Linked DNA regions of Homo sapiens: region 2 is linked to region 1. The links are chromatin loops, found by intact Hi-C in ENCODE. Cell type or tissue: mammary epithelial cell. All regions are shown on one strand.

Region 1 (8,000 bases):
TTTACTTGAGTAATTCAAATTTAATGAAAAAATAAATTTGAGAGGATTTCTATGAGCCGAATGGAGTTGTTTCCAAAATATATTTTTAAGTGCAAAAAAGTTCCATTTTTTTTTTGTAAAACCATTACAATTTATAAAAATGGAATGTGGGAAGAGTAAGTCCAGAAATAATGAAAATGATTACCTATGAAAGTAATAAATGGGGAGAAAAGGGTAGAGATGAAAGAGTCACTATCTTTTTACAATTTTTGAGTTTTGAGCCATATAAATGATTTACTGAATACAAAATTAAATAAAAATGATGGGAGGCCACAGGCTCACGCCTGTAATCCCAGCACGTTGAGAGGCTGAGGTGGGTGGATCACGAGGTCAGGAGTTCATGACCAGCCTGGCCAACGTGGTGAAACCTCGTCTCTACTAAAAATACAAAAAATCAGCCAGGCGTGGTGGCACGCGCCTGTAATCCCAGCTACTCAGGAGGCTGAGACAGGAGAATCACTTGAACCCGGGAGGTTGCAGTGAGCCAAGATGGCACCACTGCACTCCAGCCTGGGTGACAGAGCAAGACTCTGTCTCAAAAAAGAGAAAAACCAAATGATGGGAAAAGCAATAGAAACAAACGAACTTGCCTGTCAAATTGATAGCAACCACACTGACAGTGGAAGTAATTCCAGGACTGTGCGTGCACACTCTTAGTGGGCTATATTTTAAGGATGAAATAACCGCCACTAAACCATGAACTTGGTAGAGCAGTTGTCAGTAGTGGCATTGGTGTAGTTATTCGTTTGCACTGTGAAGTGGAGTTAATATATGGATGTTACTGTCAGCCAGAGTTCTCACTGTGGAAGAAGAGAGGTTCAAGTATGGCATAGGGGGCCGGGCATGGTGGCTCACGCCTGTAATCCCAGCACTTTGGGAGGCCCAGATGGGAGGATCATGAGGTTAGGAGATCGAGACCATCCTGGCTAACACGGTGAAACCCCGTCTCTACTAAAAATACAAAAAAATTAGCCGGGCGTAGTGGCGGGCACCTGTAATCCCAGCTACTTGGGAGGCTGAGGCAGGAGAATGGCGTGAACCCAGGAGGCGGAGCTTGCAGTGAGCCGAGATCATGCCACTGCACTCCAGTGTGGGCGACTGAGCAAAACTCTGTCTCAAAAAAAAAAAAAAAAAAAAGTATGGCATAAGGAAAGCGTGGGAGAAACCTGGGGTGTTGAATTTGATTTGGAACAATCATTGTAAGCTAATAATTAAAATTTAACTAAAACAGCAGTGAGGACACCTTTCCCCAGATCTTGGTTTCTAAAGACCATTCCTCACCAACTCCTCAAAGTAATGGACAGGGAACATACAAGGTGAGTCTGGAGCAAAAGGAAGGGCTCAAAGACTGATGTGGACAAACTATTAATAAAAGGACACAGGATCTGTTGGACGAGGCTCCGATGGTCTACTCGGGAACAACTGAAATATTGAAAGAAGAGTGATGGGAATGGCTTATCACATAGTAAATGAAAAACTCCATGAGTTTATGGTGACACTAAAAAAGGCAGAAGGGAGTTCTGTCTTACAGAACAACAGAACTAATGCATTCGAAAGCCATGAAAGGATCAGAAAATCATCATCTTGCAACCCATAATTGGTTCAAAGATCATATCAGTAAATGCTAAAACCAATAGACAGATAGGTTGTTGGAGTATAGAATATTCACATGGTCTCAAAGAATTGTCCCATGCATGAGATCAATCACAATAGGTATAGGGTACAATGGAGTGGCCGGGCGGTCTGGTGGATGCCACCTACACCAAGCATGACAGCCACCAAGGTGCTCTGTTCAGCTCTCCCTTCAAGAGGACCCACTGTGGGAAGCACATTTGATGGACAGTTCAGTGGCCGTAACTTTTAACCCACCAGTGGTCTACTCTGCTGTCACACTTGACACAGCCACAACTGAACACAGTGGGAATACTAGAACCAGGCCATTCCTGCCCTATGTGGGATTCCTCTATCAGCGCCTTGACTTGGGAACTCCCTATCAGCCTGGCCAAGACATTCCCGGAATTCTGCTGCTGTCTGGCGCTCTTCCTCCCCAGTCCTTCCCTCTTGCTCTCCTTTCCTAGGTGTTAAATGTGCACAGCACCCAAACTCTCCCTGCTGCCTTCTGCTCCCTCTCTGTCCTACACAGGTGTTTCCACCAATACATCTCTTTCTCTTGCACATTGAATCCTATCTTGGCATCCACTTCCTGGAGGACCTGAACTGGCACACCACATGATCACACTTAGCATTGCCAGTAATTTCTGTCTGCCGGATCTGCCCCTTACATACACAGGCTCTGGCTTCTGTGTTGTGCTATGGAATAACTGAGTGACCTTGGCCAGAGCAGTAAACCCCTTGGAGCCTCAGTTTTCTTTTCTGTAAAATGGGGCTTCGTGGGGGTGATTGTGAGGATTAAATGAGATAGCATATGAAATGAGCCTGGCACACAGTAGGTGCTCATTAAACCTGCTATGATGTCACCTTGGGGCTATTGTCATTCCTCTAGGATCTTTTATCAGGAGTGGGTTACTTATCTTCCCTGTGTCTCATTTCTAAATCAGGATATGTATTGTACTTACTTTGCAGGGTTATTGTGAGGATTAATGAAAACCAGTGGTTTGGGTAATGCCCTCAGACACTGCATGCGTGGCACACAGTAAGCACTCAGTAAGTGTGGGCTGCTCTTATCATGAGGGCCATGCTATCTGCTGTCTTATCAGCTCAGGCTGCCGTAACAAAATACCATAGACTGCATGACTGGAACAACAGACATTTATTTCTCAAAGTTCTGGAGGCTAGAAATTCAAGTTGGAGGTGCTGGCCAATTCAGATCCTGGTGAGGACTCTCTTCCTGACGTGCAGACAGCCACCTTCTTACTGTGTCCTCACAAGATGGAGAATGAGAGGGAGCTCTCTGGTATCTTTTCTTATAAGGGTGTTAATTCCATCACAAGGGTGTTAATTCCTTGCCCTCATGATGTCGTCTAACCCTCATTACCTTCCAAAGGCCCATCTCCAAGTACCATCACATTGGGTGTTAGGGATTCAACATGAATTTTGGGGGGTCACCATTCAGTCCATAGAAGTGGGACACAGATGATGCTCAATAAATGTTATTTTCATTCTTTTCGTCTCTCCTTCTCCCTCTGGCAAATAAAGCCTGGACCCGGAGTTTGATTGTGGTTGTGCTATGGAATAACTGAGTGACCTTGGCCAGAGCAGTAAACCCCTTGGAGCCTCAGTTTTCTTTTCTGTAAAATGGGGCTTCGTGGGGGTGATTGTGAGGATTAAATGAGATAGCATATGAAATGAGCCTGGCACACAGTAGGTGCTCATTAAACCTGCTATGATGTCACCTTGGGGCTATTGTCATTCCTCTAGGATCTTTTATCAGGAGTCCTACATTCTTGACTCCTGCCAGATGGGGGCACTCACTGCCTTCTTATTCCTCGTGTGCTCAGTGGACGTCCCTGAGAAGCGGGCTGACTCGCCACCAGAGGGCTTTGTCACCGCCCTTCAAACGATCCTCAGGCACACAGACAGACAGACAGACAGAGGGAGTCCTGGATGAATGGCAAACCCTTCAGATTCTAATTTGTTTCTCAATCAGTTGCTTCCTCGTGTGAAATGAGGGGACAGACAGCTGATCTTTCTGAGCTGCCCATGGCTGGGACCACTGCCTCCATTCCCAACACCCTGCTGGGGACCCCGCCTTCCAAAGAACATGCCCCAGGCACACAGGTGAGCTCCCGCCATGCACTCCCCGTGAAAGGGAAGCCGTCTGGAGGCAGTGTGGCACCTGAAGACGCTGGAGCTGCTGCTGTCAGGGACACACGCCCTGCCCATTCATCTGCCTTCTGCGCCGGGAGCCCCCGCAGATGCGGAAGATGCAGGGAATGATTCAGCCCCAGCCTTAGTAAGTCAATTTCCACTCATTCACAACTTACGATGGTTTCACACAGGGTGCTGGATTGATGCTTCGTGTTACTCAGCAAGGCTTGCTTCTGCGAGAGGGAGGAGCAGTGGTGGTGGGGGGAACCCTTCCTCGGTGAGGCCTACTTGTCCAGCACAGTGCTCAGGGCCCTGCAAGAGTCCCAGCGGGAGAGTGACTTGCTCAAGGTCACACAGCTCAAGGGGCAAACTGGATTTGAACCCAGACTGTGGGGCTCCAGGGAACCATGGTGGGGTGCACCCCTCCCACCACCACCAGTCTTAGATTGGCAGCCTTTTGTGGAGCGTCCATGCTGTGCCCAGGCCTGTGCGGGAAGCCTCTGGAAGACGCAGGGAGAGTGGCCGGCCTTGTGGCAAGATAGGACACATGTATTGCTATTACTGTTTATTACCACCCTCTCTAACTCTGATCCTTAGAGAAAAAGAGGCACTGAAGAAAATGAGTAAAGAGGAGCAGAGTTTCTTTTTTCCTCCCAAGTGAATCATTGAAAGAAGTAAGTTTCCCTTCAATTTACATTTCAGTTTGGGCCTTTAAAAGCAGTTCTTTTTTTAGTTGTTTGACTAAATATATCTCTCAGTGAACATGTGCACCGATTTTTGGTTGTCTTGTAATTTTTTTCCTGATGACTGGTGTTATGGTTAGAGTCTGGGTTCTAGAGTCCTGTTGACCTGGGTATGAATTCGGGCTCCGTTGCCACATGAGCTGTGTGACTTTGGACAAATAACTTAACCTCTCTGAGACTCATATTCTCATCTGAAAAACAGGGAAATTAGAGTATCTTTCTTACATGTTCTTTGAAGAACTTTTTAAATATGCTTTTTTTTTTTTTTTTTAAAGATGAGATCTGGCTATGTTGCCCAGGCTGGAGTACAGCGGCTAATCACAGGCATGATCCTCATACACTGTAGCCTCGCACTCCTGGCTTCAAGTGATTCTCCTGCCTCAGCCTCCCAAGTAGCTGGGACTACAGGTGTGTACCACTGCACCTGGCTAATATACTCTTTATTTTTTTGGTGAGACAGAGTCTCACTCTGTCACTCAGGCTGGAGGGCTGTGGTGTGATCAAGCTCACTGCAGTCTCTGCCTCCCAGGCTCAAGCAATCCTCCGGTCCCAGCCTCCCAAGTAGCTGGGACTGCAGATGCGCACCACCATGCCTGGCTAATTTTATTTTTATTTTTATTTTTTTAGTAGAGACGAGGTCTTGCTATATTGCTCAGGCTGGTCTCAAACTCCTGAACTCAAGCAGTCCTCCCACCTCAGCCTCCCAAAGTGCTGAGATTACAGGCATAAGCCTCCACACCTGGCCTAATATACTTTTTATGATGAAAAATTTCAAAAACAAATAAAAACATAGAGAATAATATAATTTGAAGTCCAATGTACTGATCTTGCAGCTATGTCTTCAACTTCTGGCCACTCTTGTTTCATCAATTTTACTTGTAACTATTATAATATGTATCTCTAAAACAGGGGGCCCCAACCCTGGGGCCATGGACTGGTGTGGGTCTGTGGCCTGTTAGAAACCAGGCCGCATAGCAGGAGGTGAGCAGTGGGTAAGTGAGTGAGGGAAACTTCATCTGTATTTACAGTTGCTCCCCGTCGCTCACATTACCCTTGAACTCTGCCTCCTGTCAGAGCAGTGGCAACATTAGATTTGAATAGGAGCACAAAACCTATTGTGAGCTGCGCATGTGAGGGATCTGGGTTGCGGCTCCTTATAAGAATCTAATGCCTGATGATCTGTCACTGTCTCCCATCACCCCTAGATAGGACCGTCTAGTTGCAGGAAAACAAGCTCAGGGCTCCCACTACTCTACACGATGGTGAGTTGTGTAATTATTTCATTATACATTACAATGTAATAATAATAGAAATAAAGTGCACAATACATGTAATGTGCTTGAATCATCCCAAAACCATCCCCTGCTCTCCCCGCCCTGTCCATGGTTTTGGACCGTGTATTTTGTCTTCCACAAAACCAGTCCCTTGTGCCAAAAAGGTTGGGGATGGCTGCTCCACATGGTAAGGTTTTTCTTTTACAACATAACTGTTGTAATCAGGATTATAATTGTAATCCTGATGATCATTTGTGGAGGACTTACTGTGTGCTGAGCCACGCTTTTATAGCCCTTTGAGGTAACAGTGACTATCTTCATCTGTAGGTGAGAACAAAGAGGCACAGAGAGGTTGAGGATTTTTCCAGGTCACACAGCAGCAAGCAGTGGAGCTGGAGTTTGAAATGAAAGCCTGTCTGACTCCGGAGCCTGTGCCCTTTGTCTGTGTGTGCTATTATCATCAGCATTCTGTGTGGCTTGTCTGTTTCGATTATAAACTGTTCAAGGTTAGGGCCCCACCTTAGCTTTCTGTATTTTCACAATCTCCAGCTGTTCCATGATTGTCAGACTGATCATCATCATCATCATCATCATCATCATTGGTTTGCACGACCAGCAAGTGCTTGTTAAATACCTAGCTGGAGGACTGCACTCAGACCCTGTGCATGTAAAAGTCACAGTCTCTGCCCTCTAAGTTTCTTATATAATCTGCCAGAGATCAGTTTAGACATAACAGCAAGATGGGAAAACTGATGGGTATCTTCCTGCTGATGAGGCTGATTTCTTCTCTGTCTGAGTGGCCTCAGATTCCACATGAAGATGAAGATGTGGGCATGAGCTGAACAGACATTCCTCTGTGTCCACTGTTGTGCCATGAGTAGTACTAGAATCTGGGGATAGTGGAGGAAATACGATGTGGGGCCTTTGAGGCCAGGGAGGGAATTTGGATTTTACTCTTAGTGTGATGGGAAACCAGTGGATGGTTTTAAAGCGTGATGCAATCCCACTTTGCCACACTCTAGCAAGTGAAATCCCTCCTTTCAGCCTCTTGGGTGGTGGGGCAGGTGCGTCCAGCCGGGTCCTGGGTGCTGCCTGGTGTTCACCTCTTGGCAGCCAGCCACGCTGCTGGCCTGGGACAGGTCCACGCATGCAGCACACCCAGGCCCTGCTTTCCTTCTGCCTCCGGCTTCCCCGGCATCTCCATGCTGCCTCCAGAGAGGTCCTTCCAGAGGGCTTCACCACATTCCTCTTTGTGGCTTCCATCACCTTCTAGGTAAAGTCAGGCCACTGTAGCCTGCCTGCTTGCCTGATGGGTCCCTCATGACCCGGATCCTACTCACCCTCCCGCATCGCCTCTTCCCGCTGCTGCTCAAGCTCATATGTCTTACGCTCCGGAACCGGCAGCCCCTGTTCTTCCAGACCTCTGGGTCTTTGTCATGCTCTTGCCACTGTCTGCAGTGCTTTCCACCCTGGTTGACCTGGTGAACTCCTAATTATTCATCAAGGCCCAACCTAAAGATGACTCTTCTCAAAGCCTTCCCTGACTTCCCCATGCTTGGGGAGGTGCCTGTTTCTATTGGTGTGCTTTTGGCAGTATGTAACAGACCCCTCAACTAAAAGAAGCTTAAGCAATGAGAAATCGATCATTTCATTTAACAAGCAACCTGGAGGTAGGACAGTTCCAAGATTGTTTGATTCAGGGACAACCAGGTCTTTCTTTTTTTTTTTTTTTTGAGATGGAGTCTTGCTTAGTCCCCCAGGTTGGAGTGCAATGGTGTGATCTCGGCTCACTGCAACCTCTGCCTCCCAGGATCAAGTGATTCTCCTACCTCAGCCTCCTGAGTAGCTGGGATTACAGGCACCCGCCATCATGCCTGGCTACTTTTTCTATTTTTGTAGAGATGGTGTTTTCACCATGTTGGCCAGGCTGGTCTTGAACTCCTGACCTCAGGTGATCAGTCCGCATCAGCATCCCAAAGTGCTGGGATTACAGGCGTGAGCCACCACACCCAGCCACAACCAGGTCTTTCTTCTTTGCCATCTAGGTTGTTGGTGATGACTCCCCTCATGATGACAAAATGGCTGCCACAGCTCCAGACAAATCTGCATATGACATCCAGAGAGGGGTGGTACTTTGTTTTCCATAGCGGGGAGGAGAAGCTTTCTCAGGAGCCCG
Region 2 (8,000 bases), 80 kb after region 1:
TTTATGTCTAATACAATGAGGCATGAAAGCAGCAGGTTAAAGAGGAGATGACCCAGGCTCTGGAATGAGATGGGCTGCTCACTAACTTACTGGCTGTGATGGTTAATACTGAGTGTCAACTTGACTGGATTGAAGAATACAAAGTATTGATCCTCGGTGTGTCTGTGAGGGTGTTGCCAAAGGAGATTAACATTGGAGTCAGTGGGCTGGAAAAAGCAGACCCACTCTTTATCTGGGTGGGCACCATCTAATCAGCTGCTAGCACGGCTAGAATATAAGCAGGCAAAAAAATGCGAAAAGAGAGACTGGCCTAGCCTCCCAGCCTGTATCTTTCTCCCATGCTGGATGCTTCCTGCCCTCGAACACCGGACTCCAAGTTCTTCAGTTTTGGAACTCGGACTGGCTCTCAGCCTGCAGACGGCCTATTGTGGGACCTTATGATCACGTGAGTTAATACGTAATAAACTCCCCTTTATATGTATATCTATTCCATTAGTTCTGTCCCTCTAGAGAACCCTGACTAATACAGCGACCCTAGGAAAACAACTAGGCCTTCCTCTGCCATGCTATTATTACAATGGTGATAATAACAGAATGTGCTGCTGGGGGTTATCAGGAAGATTAAACAGGGTCATGGACGGGAAGCTCTTGGCTGATGCCTGGCACACAGCGGTTTTCAATAAACAGTGGTAATTCCATTTTAGGTGGAATTTGCTTTCTTTCTTTTTTTTGAGATGGAGTCACGCTCTGTCGCCAGGCTGGAGTGCAGTGGCGCGATCTCGGCTCACTGCAACCTCCGCCTCCCAGATTTTCCTGCCTCAGCCTCCCGAGTAGCTGGGACTACAGGCGTGTGCCACCATGCCCAGCTAATTTTTGTATTTTTAGTAGAGACGGGGTTTCAGGCTGGTCTCGTTCTCCTGACCTCATGATCCGCCCGCCTCAGCCTCCCAAAGTGCTGGATTACAGGCATGAGCCACTGCGCCTGGCTGGAATTTGCTTTCAATATTTAGGATATTTAGCTTCCTCTTTAATCATCCAAGTCATCTCACTGTTAAAAAAGAATTTTCTTTTTTGCCTTCTTGCAATGAATCAGAGCCCTGAATGAAGGCAGGGAGAAGGCAAAAAGTATTTCTTTTCAGATCAAGGTTCCCCTTTCCTAGGATGCCTTGGGCTGGGGCGTGACTAATCCTTCTCTAAACAAGTCCATGGCCATGTCCTCTCTTGGGAGAGTGGCTGAGAGCTCAGGCCCTGATGCCAGGTGAGTTTGAATCTGGTTCCAGCTGTGTGGCCATGGGCAAGCCACTTCGCCTCTCTGAGCCTAAGGACAGTATGTACAGCATGGTACTGTTGAGGTGTTATATACAGTGAGATCTACAAAGCTTATCTAGGCACATATTCAGCAGTTGTAAACTATTAGCAACAATTCGTCATTCACTGAATAGATATTTATTGAGCACCTAGAATCTGCCACATGTTGGACTTTACACCACAGACATAGCACTTCATTCAAAAACAGACCCAACAATAAGTAAACAAATACAGACATAGATATGTCAGGGTGCTGAGCACCATGAAGAAACATAAAGCAGGGGAAGGGATAGCGTACGATGGGGGCATGGGTTGGGGTATTTAACTAGGACACTGCAGGAAGTCCTATTGCAAATGGGCTGTTTGAGCAGAGCCCTGAATGAAGGCGGGAGAAGGGAGCCTGTCTGTGATGTCTCCTGACCAGGGTCTGGTGGCGGCAGAGACTGGGACTGCAGCCCCGCATTGGCAGCAGGTCTTCCACGATGGGGTGTTCCTCCCAGCTCCCCCCCTCCCTCCTCCTGCTTCTGCTCCCTTTTGGCAACCCCAAGAGGCTGAGAATGTCCTTGGCCACGCTGCTCCCTGGGGCCAGGGCTGTCTCCCCAAGAAGGAGTCCAGTCTTCCCTGTGGAGCTCATGACAGTATTCCCTGGGAACACAAGCCGCGCAGAGGAGACGCCCCGGGAGTTAACAAAGGCACTGAACTATTTAGCTTAATCTCTGACTTCTCTCTCTTGACCTCTCCTCCAACCAAGTAGATAAATGGCCTCGCTCTGTTCAGTGCTTGGCTCGGGTCACAATAAATCAGCTGGCTGTGTATGCATGCACGCTTACTCTCCCAAGCTGAGGCCAGCCTTCCTGTGATAAACCACCAGTATTTATTCCAGTCTGTCCTGTGTGTGTCCTGGAAACAGAAATAATTTGGGGTTGGGGTGTGTTTTCAGGTTCATGCTCTGCTCTTCTTATCCCACAGAGTTTGACAGAGCTAAGCCAAGCCAGAGTTACGCTGACACACAAAAATGACACAGGCTAAATCACAAACCCTGCAAAGGCTGCTGAGTTTCATCATCCCCGTCCCAAAGGCAAGCCCCTCTTCCCTTGAGTAAGGATACCTAATGTGTGTCAGGGGATTCACCAGATGCAGACAGGAACCAAGCCCCATCCTGCCCTAGAAGAGCCTGCAGGCCGGTGAGGAGGGCAGACAACTTTCACCCAGGACAAAAGTTGCTAAGAGAATAAAGAGACATCACATTTTCTTGAGTACTCACTATGCACCAGGAGTTGTTCCAAGATCCCAATTAGCAGTAACGCATTTAAACCTCAGAGCAGCTCAACATGGTAGAGGTGTGTTCCCATCCACAGCACTGCACTGACACCAGACAGCCTGGGAGGGCTGTGGGAGCCAGACTGGGTATGACTCTGTGGCCTGGGGTCAGATGTCTGCAGCTTCCCAGAGAAGAACACACTTGATTGAGCCTTGTTGGGGTGAAGAAGCACCTGACAAGTGGAAAATAATTCCAGGCAGAAGGACCAGTGTGGGCCAAGAAAGGCACATGTGGTCCTGTGGTGTACTCTCAACCACCCAGGTCCTATTATCGTGCCCATTTTCAGAGATCAGTGAGGTTGAGCAAGTTGCCCAGGGACACACAGGAGACTGTTCAGATTTTCACTCCTGGTCACCAACTACTGGGTCTACTGCCTCCAGACAATGCAGGTCACAGGGGCACATCATATGGGACCTCCTGGAGGGCTCGTTCTCATCTCAGATGTCAGGAGGCACGGCCCAGAACGTGCAGGGCCCTGAGATCTGTGCTCAGCGGCTTGGACTGGAGGCTGAGTAGACCAGTTGTGAGCAGGCTCTGGAGGCTATGGCCCCAGCAGCCCTAGTGGCTTAGCAGGAAGACCACAGCCTGCACCAGCCACTCACTTCCAGACCCCACACCAGAGGCCCCTGAAAGGGGGCAGGATGTGCCTCTGGACTTGCAGACACCCACCCCCCATGACAGTCCTCCAGGGGCCCATCAATCCCCACAGCCTTTCCTTCTTCTTCAAGGGCCTCCGCCCTAGAGAGGGACTTTTTCGTGAGAAAACAGAGGTGCCTTACCCCACCCAGTTCCCCTTCCACACTGGGAAGGCAGGGCTCGGAAGGCAGGGCTCAGACCGCAGGGAGGGATGGAGAAGGGGGAGCTCGGAGGCTGCTGGAATGAACTGGGCTGGGGGTGGGAGGCATTTCTGTAAAGGAGGACTCGAGGCCTCCAGGGGCTGGGGCGGGAGGCAGTCAGGCTGCTCGAGATTCTGGCCACTTGGCGCAGTCATATTTCAGAGCCTCGGCTTCCTCACCTGTAACCTGGGGACAGTGGTCGTTCCTTGAGGCACGCCAGGAGGGGAGAATGAAGCGGAATATGGAAAGGGCCTCCCCTTTAGTAGCTGTTCCCGGCACAAGGAGTTTGGGTGGTGGGTCCCCGGGAGGACCTATTTATTGTTAGTATGAGCCATGACGGCAATCATCTAGCAATGCCTGCTGCGGCACGAGACCAGAATGGCGGACACGGTGGAGAAAGGCAGCCCTGGTTGAACTCAGCCGCACGGGGCTGTTTTCCTTCTGCTGGTGGCTGCGGCTGGGGGGTGGAGGGGGCGGGTGGGGGCTGAGCTCAGCTCTTAGCTGGAGATGTCTCAGCATCTGATGTGACACTGCTGTTGTTTTTGGCTTCACATCCAAGACTCTTTCGCGGCTAATTACTCACTGTCTTGGGAGACTGGCCCAGGAACCTGAGAAAGGAGAGAGGAGAGAGAGTGCCGGTTTCTGTTTTGCAACCAGTTAAGGAGGCAGCAGTGCTGGGACCCATGGACCTGGCTGGAAGGAATAAAGTCTTTTGCACGCTCTCAGCTTTATTGAGATATAATCCACGTACAATAAAATTCACAGTTTGGATAAACCTACTAAAAACCTACAAAACCCACAAAACCAAAAAATCATCACCCCCCCCCATCAAGATTTAGAATCTCTCCAATAACATTTCCTCTTGCCCCATCTGTCAATACCCACTCTGCCCTAACTAATCACTAATCTGCCTTCTGTCACTATGTGTTGGTTTCACCTTTTCTAAAATTTTATATGGATGAAATCACCTAGGATGGACTCTTTGGCATCAGGCTATTTTCATGCCACGAAATGTTTCTGAGATTCACCTACATTGCTGAGTGAATCACAGGTCCATTCCTTTTTTTTTTTTTCTTTCGAGATGGAGTCTTGCTTTGTCGCCCAGTCTGGAGTGCAGTGGCGCGATCTCGACTCACTGCAACCTCCGCCTCCCAGGTTCAAGCAATTCTCCTGCCTCAGCCTCCCGAGTCGCTGGGATTATAGGGACCCACCACCACGCCTGGCTAATTTTTGTATTTTTAGTAGCTGGGATGACAGGCGTGCACCCCTACACGCGGTTAATTTTTGTATTCTTAGTAGAGATAGGGTTTCACCATATTGGCCAGGCTGGTCTCGAACTCCCAACCTCAAGTGATCCACCCCCCCCGGGCCTCCCAAAGTGCTGAGATAACAGGCGTGAGCCATCACACCCGGCCGGGTCCATTCCTTTTTAGTGCCAAGTTGTATTGCATTTATGTGGACACGACACAATTAATTTACTCATTCATTTACTAATAACCATTTTAGGTTGTTTCCAGTCTTTGGGTGAACATATGCTCTCATTTCTCTTGAGTAAATACCAGGAGAGTAAATATCAGTGGAGTTATTAGTGCATATTATAAATGTATGTTTAGTTTTATAAGGAACTTCCAGTCTTTTCCCAAAGAGGCTGTACATTTTACACTCCCATCAGCAATGTCTAAGAGTTCTAGTTACTCCATATCCTTGCCATCACTTGATATTGGAAATCTTTTAAATTTTAGCCATGTTGTTAGTAGGGGTTAGTAGGTATCTTACTGTGGTTTCAATTTGCATTTCTCCGGTGATTAATAATGTTAAGTATCTTTTCACAGGCTTGCATCTCATATGGGATTTTGAAAATGAAATGTGGGGAGTCTTGAACCAAGGCCTTGACACTCCCATGAGAAGACCTTGGAAATTTGGGAGGGGATTAGAGGATCATGTGCCATTATCCCTACCTCTCCTAACCTAACTTTTAAAACTGGAATGGTTTATTACATGAGTAATATACATAAATGTATTCATCTTGCAAGAATAGGAAAAATGTCTTATGTAAGACTTGAGACTCCCATGAATGCACTGAGGGATCCCTTTATAACCCCTTGTTTCTTCTCAGAGATCCTTCTTTATTTTTAGTTTTTTGAGACAAGGTCTTGCTTTATGGCCTAAGCTGGAGTGCAGTGGTGCGATCACAGCTCACTGCAACTTCCAGCTCCCAGGCTCAAGTGATCCTCCCACCTCAGCCTCCCAAGCAGTTGGGACCACAGATGCGTGCCCCATGTCCAACTAATTTAATTTTTTTTTTTTGTGGAGACAGGGTTTTGCCATGTTGCCCAGGCTAGTCTTGAACTCCTGAGCTCAAGCGATCTGCCTGATTCAGCCTTCCAACATGCTGGGATTACAGGCGTGAGCTACCACGCCCAGCCCCTTCTTTATATTTGCAGACATGTCCCCCCCATCACAAATATCCAGTATATGTTTTTATGGGTGTGTTCTTACATGCATGATAAAATGCTGTACAAATCATTCTTCAGCTTGCTTTTCCCAATCATCAAACTCTCTTAGAGGTCTTGCCATGTCAGTACATGTTGATCTGCCTTGTTCTTTTTGTTGGTTAGAATTCCATTGTAAGGATGAATCATAGTTTATGAATCAATTTTCCTACTGCTGGATACTTAGGTTTGCTCGTGGTGTTTTGTTGTTGCAGTGGTGCAACAAACATCCTTGTCCTTGCTTTCTTTGCTGATATGTGTGTGTTTCTCAAGGCAGATTCCAAGGAGTGGAACCATCAAGGTTTTGTATCAGTTATCTATTGCCACAACAATACTGTGTAACAAACAACTCAAGATTTAATGGCTTAAAACAACAATCGTTTATTCTCATCAGTCAACTGGTTGTTGGTTGGGTAGTTCTGCTGATCTGACCTCAGCTTAACTGATCACAGCTGAGTGTTACTTATGTGTTCAGGGCTGGCTGGCGGGTCAGCTGGGGGCTGGCTGGTCTTGGATGGTCTTAGCTGGGAAACTCATCTCTGCTTTATGTGGCCTCTCTTCCTCAATCAGACTGGCTTGGGTTCATTCCCGTGGTGGGGACAGGGGCCTGAGAGAGAGTGGAATTACTCAGGGCTTCTTGAAGTCTGGGCTTAGAACTGGCTCACCATCACTCATGCTCCATTCTATCAGCCAAAGCAGATCAGGAGACCCCACAGATTCAACAGATGGGAAAATAAAATCCACTACAGTCTGCCTCCTGGGCTCAAGTGATCCTCCCACCCCAACCTCCTGAGTAGCTGGGACTACAGGTGTTCACCACCACGCTTGGCTAATTTGTAAATTTTTTTGTAGAATGGAAGTCTCATTATTGCTCAGACTGGAAAACTCACTTCTTGATAGGAAGAGTGGCAAGTCACATTGCAAAGGGTATGAACACAGGGAGGGGAGGAATTGGGGCCATTTTTTGCAGTCTACTATGGTTTTTGAATATGTACATTTTCCATTTTATTGGATATGCCGAATTGCTCTCCTAAATGGTTGGTTCAGTCTACACCCCATGGGCAGTGGGCAGGAGAGACCGTTTCCCTATAACGTGTCATGCATAGAGTCTGTGCACTTTGCCAGCATGCGGGCCAGATCTGTGATTCTCCAACATAGTGCAAGAGCTTACAAGGCTACAGGAGAAGTGAAATGCACCCTCCAAGAGGCTTCGTTTTACTCATCTTTATGGAGGCAAAAACCCATTTCTAAAAATTGAAACAAACATGGAGATAATGCATGACCGTGCAAAATTCATGTGACGTTTAAAGATAAACCATAAGATTTCAAAGAAACGTCTTGCTAGCAAGGCCAGCTACTTCAGACTTGACACTGTACACTCAGAACTTCTGCATTTGCTCATTTGTGTGCCCAGTGAATATTTAGAGATTGCCTCCGGCATACCATGCATGGTTCCTCGTATGGGGTCATAGCAGTAGATGTGAGAGTCAAGGACTCCGTCATATTGGAGTTAAACATATAGGGGGAGGAAAGAGATTCTAAACATTAATAATTTCCGAAAGTAATAAATGCCATGAAGAAAATAAAACAGGGTGATATGATAGAGAGCCACCAGGGCTGGCGGCTGTGACCTTAGTCTGGGAGGTCAGGGAAGGTGATTTGAGTAGGTGACATTTGAGTTGAGCCCTAAGTGACAAGAAGGAGACAGCAAACTTGAAGAGCTGAGCTTGGAAGTGTGTATCAGCCTGAGGAAACACAATGCAAAGGCCCTGGGGTAGGAACAAGCTTGGTGCTGCCTAGCAACAGTGGGGAGGCCAGTGAGGCGGAAGCCCAGGGAGCCCAGGAGAGAAAGGCAGGAGAGGAAGACATAAAGGGTGGCAGAGGCCAGATGGCTATTGAGCACTCACTTGTGCCAAGCACTGTGTTAGCTACCTTCACAGTCTTCTGCCCTTGGGGCAGAGAAGAAGTCAGTGCACCCTCTGCAGGTCTGCTATGAGCTGGTTAAAATGGATTTACATCACAAGCAGCAAGAACCAGGGGAGG

What was found. Peaks named below come from ENCODE experiments on the same cell type or tissue, not always from the same donor. Only the 100,000 strongest peaks of a DNase experiment are listed, where the experiment ranks them.
Region 2: it touches region 1 in a loop (2.9-fold over the local background); 5 of 110 quality-filtered maps call a loop at or near these places.

What each region holds. Positions count from the first base shown.
Region 1 is chr5:172,475,653-172,483,652 of GRCh38, forward strand. It overlaps LOC105377727 (a long non-coding RNA gene), which reads left to right and starts at 3,399. Exons shown (of 2, transcript XR_941225.3): 1 at 3,399-3,952. RefSeq lists enhancers at 3,431-4,052, 4,053-4,672. In mammary epithelial cell, a CTCF peak has its summit at 3,522 (motif pointing right); a DNase peak (open chromatin) is centred at 3,499.
Region 2 is chr5:172,555,295-172,563,294 of GRCh38, forward strand. LINC01944 (long intergenic non-protein coding RNA 1944) reads right to left here and starts at 3,720. Exons shown (of 3, transcript NR_146726.1): 1 at 3,645-3,720; 2 at 2,573-2,801; 3 at 1,431-2,208. In mammary epithelial cell, no CTCF peak of the experiment used is centred here; DNase peaks (open chromatin) are centred at 4,037, 4,447 and 6,047; H3K4me3 peaks cover 223 bases; H3K27ac peaks cover 1,660 bases.